Regions from separate parts of the Homo sapiens genome. Here region 1 is linked to region 2. A link is a loop called in an ENCODE intact Hi-C map of the cell type or tissue named here. Cell type or tissue: sigmoid colon. All regions are shown on one strand.

Region 1 (2,500 bases), 57 kb before region 2:
TTGTTTCCAGCCTGAAGCCTGCCCCTGTCTCATAGCCTCCCAGTGGCCTCCAGGCTGTCCCCAGTCCCTGGGAGCTCTCTCCCAGAGGGTGAATCTCATTGACACCACACCAGGATAAGGGAACTGGCTGGTGTTGAGTGAAACCTAGAACCACCCCCACCATCTATGTGGAGGGCATACCCAGGGCATCAGTAGCTGCATTTCCCACCTAGCTTCTGCCAGGCTCAGCACAACTATGTCCAGTTAGGTGTCCCACGCCTGGTGATTGCCCATGCATTGGGCCCTGACCCCTTCCCACAGCACTGGCCCTGCCTGGTGACACACATCTCTATCCCTTCCATCCACCATGAACACATAACCAGCCTGCTCTCAAACCATGATCCTTGCCCCACACCTCCCTGTAGTCCTGTAAGCCTCAGGCGATGCAAACCAAGAGGGGAAAGGCCCTGGAGGGTTGTGGGGGCGGCTGGCTGTCATAGGCACCTTAGCCAGTACTCCAGGGAACTACTCCCACCCCCAGGCTTCCCACACCCACACTCACTCCACCTCCCGCTTCCGGATGGCACGGCCTGAGGCCAGCACCTCAGCGACCTTGGACACAATGGGATCGTAGTTCATGCTGGCCACGGCGATCACCTCGTCGCCTCTGCAAGGAGAGGATGGCCAAGCCTGAGGACTGCGAGGCAGCAGCCCCTTTTTGAAAACCCTGATGCACTGCTGTCCATCTGGGGCCCAGGGAAGGACCTACCCCAGGGCAACAAGAATGGCCTGAGCACCCAGCCCTCCCTGCTTTGCACATCGCGGCTTGACCGTGCACAAGCTTCGGGCTTTCCTAAGGAAGCTCCAGCACTCCTCAGCGGGGCTCAGGGCTGGGCTCTTGTTCTGGGATTTTGCCTGGGATGAATCCCCCTTCCCGACTGAGCTCCCGCTGCTTCGCGCCAAGCTGCACCCCGGTGCTCTCACTTAGTGTAAAAAGCCACAAACTTCAGCTCCTCCAGATCCCCCTGGATGATGACGTCGTCGAAGCCTTCTCCGTAGCCTGTGGGCCGGGCAGGTGGGTGGCACCCACGTGAGCCGGGGGAGGGAACGAGACGTCACAGGATCCCCTCCTAACCCCGCCCAGGCCCTGCTCCATACGTCCTTTTAGGTAGTTCGTAGCCTTGCCGCCAGCGAGTTCTTACCGGCCTCTTCCTAGTGCGGTCATAGCCCTGCCCCTAGGCTCCCAGCCCCGCCCCACACCCAAGCCCCGCCCCTAAACGCCCTCGGCCCCGCCCCCATCCGAGGCCCCGGGGTTACCCGCGTAGCGCAGGCTCTTGCCAAACATGGCGGTCCAGAGGTAGGGCACAGTGCTCATCTCCGCCTCCTGCGCCAACATGTTCTGGGCTGCCACGCGCCCTGCGGGACCCAGGGCCGTGAGAACCCTAACTCTCGCTCTTACCACTCCCACACTACCTGCTCCTGATGCCCTGGGGACCCCTGACACGTGTGGCTACTCCTCCTGGTCTCCCCAGAGGTCAAGAGACATCATTGTTCAGCCCACTGCTCACTTGCACCTGCAGCTGACTGGTGCAGGGGAACACCTGCCTCAAAGCTAGCCACTTGATTGCTTCCTTAAAGAATCTGAATAAAGTGCCCTGACTCTGGAAGGTCTGCTTCTTGGGGTTGGGGGAGTACGCCACCATTTCAGCTGTGCACACAGACACCTAATCAGACGTATCAGGTCTGAAGAGGGAGGAAAATGGGGCACAAGTACACAGGGAAGCACAGATGACAGCCACACACAAGGCCCCAAAGAGACCAGTGTGGATGGCTCCCCAGTTCCTATGAGGCCCCAGTAGACCCCTGTAGTTGGATGTACTTCAAAGTCCCCTAAACTCTCTCAGTTAAATCCTAATTATACTTGGCTGATAAGTTGCCTTGGTTACTTACAACCTAGCAACAACTTTCGACTTTGGACTTGAATAGAAATTGGTACCAGAAGTGGGGTTTCAAGCAGCAGACCCTCAGGTGTAAAGGCAGAGGAAAGGGGAGATGGGTGCAGAGAAGTCCTTTGTCCCAGGCTGGGAGTCTGGCAGTCCTCTCTCTGAGGCAGTGAGGCAACTAATGTGATGGCACCTGCAGCTTAGGGGCCCAGACCAGATGTGCACAGTGGATGAGGCTTGGGGGACTTGGTGGCCAGCAAACATCAGGAGGGGAAAGCTATTCCTCAGAAAGCACAGTGCCTCCACTGAGCCCACGTCTCTGGGCTCAGATGGCACCTCGGGGACCTGCATGAGGCTGAACTGAGTTCACAGAGATACTTGAGTGGCCCAAGGGAAACAGAGGCATAAATGGGAAGGTGATCCACTAAATCCCTCCCTCCCTCCCCAGGGTAATGCACAGGTTGATCAGGAATTCTGCAGAATATATGTCCTTGAAGACAAAAAAGGGAGAGACTACCAGAAGGAAAACTGAGATTGAGGAGCTATGGCTGGCTCAGTGGGGTGTCGCTCTCTGTGTT
Region 2 (2,500 bases):
GATTGCACCACCACACTCCAGCCTGGCAACAGAGCAAGACTCTGTCTCAAAAAAAAAAAAAAAAATGCCAGGCGCGGTGGCTCATAACTGTAATCCCAGCACTTTGGGAGGCCCAGGCGGGCGGTTCACGAGGTCAGGAGATCGAGACCATCCTGGCTAACACGGTGAAACCCCGTCTCTACTAAAAATACAAAAAGTTACCCGGGCATGGTGGCGGGCACCTGTAGTCCCAGCTAACTCAAGAGGCTGAGGCAGGAGAATGGCGTGAACCCAGGAGGCGGAGCTTGCAGTGAGCCAAGATCCCGCCACTGCACTCCAGCCTGGGCGACAGAACAAGACTCCGTCTCAAAAAAAAAAAAATTTTTTTTTTAGTAACCAGTAAGCTCCTCAGAAGCATGATAGGGCTGTCTGATTCAATGTTGGTTCCATATTACCAGGTACATGTAATGCTCAAAGTCTGCTGAGTACAGTACATTATTTTCTTGAAGGGCCAACTTCCTTTAGTTTTTAATGGTAAAATTTTATTTATTCTAATTTTTCTTCATAGCCTGAATTTATCTATCGACACAAGCTAGAAATGGAAAATGTCAAACAAAGCAAGCTACCTTCTGAAGCATTCTGTTGTTAAACTGGAAACAGCCCTTATTAAATAAAAATACACTAGAGCTAGGCCAGGCGCAGTGGCTCACACCTGTAATCCCAGCACTTTGGGAGGCCCAGGCAGGTGGATCACTTGAGGTCAAGAGTTCAAGACCAGCCTGGCCAACATGGTGAAACCCTGTCTCTACCAAAAATACAAAAATTAGCCAGGTGTGGCAGTGCATGCCTGTAATCCCAGCTACTAGGGAGGCTGAGGCAGGAGAATCTTAAACCCCAGAGGCGGAGGTGGCAGTGAGCCCAGATTATGCCACTTCACTACAGCCTGGGGGACAGAGGGAGACTTGGTCTCAAAAAAATAAATAAAATAAAATCCACCATAGGAATACCACAAATACAAAAAGCAGTTAAAGATAAAAACACAGAAGATAACAAAGTTACAAATAGACCAAATCATCCCTTCTTCCCTTTCCCTTCATCCCCACCCACCAGCAAATCAATTTTATCTCCAAAATAGGCATCTCCAAGTCACAGCTCCACTGTCACTATTAGTCACCATCATTTTGTAGCTGGATTACAATAACAGCCCCAGGTCACTCCTCTGCCTCAAATTCCTTCCTTGGAGCCCACAGCACTTTAAATAAAAACCCAATTCCTGACCCTGATCTTTATCTCCAAACTCATTTTATATGTCCCCCTTTCTCCTTTAAGAAACACACTCCCAGGCCGGAGAGGGTGGCTCACATCTGTAATCCCAGCACTTTGGGAGGCTGAGGCAGGTGGATCATGAGGTCAAGATATAGGGACCATCCTGGCCAACATGGTGAAACCTTGTCTCTACTAAAAATACAAAAATTAGCCGGACATGGTGGCGGGTGCCTGTAGTCCCATGCAGTCCCAGCTACTCAGGAGGCTGAGGTAGGAGAATCACTTGAACCTGGGAGGCAGAGGTTGCAGTGAGCCGAGATTGGGCCACTGCACTCTAGCCTGGCCACAGAGTGAGACGTCATCTACCAAAAAAAAAAAAAAAAAAAAAAAGCCGGGCGCAGTGGCTCACACTTGTAATTCCAGCACTTTGGGAGGCCGAGGCGGGCGGATCACTAGGTTAGGAGATCGAGACTATCCTGGCTAACATGGTGAAACCCCGTCTCCACTAAAAATACAAAAAATTTGCCCGGCATGGTTGCAGGCGCCTGTAGTCCCAGCTACTCGGGAGGCTGAGGCAGGAGAATGGTGTGAACCCAGGAGGCGGAGCTTGCAGTGAGCCGAGATCGCACACTCCAGCCTGGGCGACAGAGCAAGACTCCGTCTCAAGAAAAAAAAAAAGAAAAAAGAAAGAAAGAAAAGAAACACACTCCCAACACAATGGACTTTCTCACCTCAGGACATCTACATAAGCTTTTCCCTAAACTTGGAAGGCTCTTCTCCTCCTCTCAGGCCAAGCCTTGCCTAGGCTGGGTTCTTCTTTACCCTCAGGTCTTAGCTTCATGCTTTCTCTGACCACGCCACCCCAGGTAGGTCCCTCCTGTATATTGATCTTACTAGTACTTTATTTTTCTACTTTTCAGTCTGTCTTCTCCACTACAGTAGGAGTTCCACAGGAAGAAAGTATGTCTGTCACACATCTTTCCCAGTACCTACACTGGGTTACACTGGGTTATAATTCTCTTATAAACATTTGAATAAAAATATAAAATTAAAAATTATGAAGCATTCTAATGAAAAGGATAAGACTATAACAATGCAAGCCACCAGTCCTTAAATTTCGAGTAGGACATTATTGTTACAAATTTTAGCTATGCAAGATAAACCAAAATATTAGCCAAGAGGCATGAAACTCTGGCTTTAAAAGCTCAGTTTTGATGCCTGCAAAGTTAAGCCACTAAATGTACCCTGTTTGGGA

Evidence for each region. A loop is a pair of places that touch in the nucleus more often than their neighbours do. Peaks named below come from ENCODE experiments on the same cell type or tissue, not always from the same donor. Only the 100,000 strongest peaks of a DNase experiment are listed, where the experiment ranks them.
Region 1: it touches region 2 in a loop (2.4-fold over the local background); 35 of 110 quality-filtered maps call a loop at or near these places.

What each region holds. Positions count from the first base shown.
Region 1 is chr22:20,978,166-20,980,665 of GRCh38, reverse strand. It overlaps AIFM3 (AIF family member 3), which reads right to left. Exons shown (of 21, transcript NM_001386814.1): 17 at 1,297-1,395; 18 at 964-1,039; 19 at 542-646. Among named protein-coding and RNA genes, the nearest start is that of LZTR1, 2.9 kb to the left of the region's middle. RefSeq lists an enhancer at 972-1,266. In sigmoid colon, no CTCF peak of the experiment used is centred here; a DNase peak (open chromatin) is centred at 1,125; H3K4me3 peaks cover 1,027 bases; H3K27ac peaks cover 274 bases.
Region 2 is chr22:20,921,142-20,923,641 of GRCh38, reverse strand. The region is part of intron 1 of CRKL (CRK like proto-oncogene, adaptor protein); the gene reads right to left. Among named protein-coding and RNA genes, the nearest start is that of CRKL, 5.0 kb to the right of the region's middle. In sigmoid colon, no CTCF peak of the experiment used is centred here; no DNase peak of the experiment used is centred here; H3K4me3 peaks cover 148 bases; H3K27ac peaks cover 23 bases.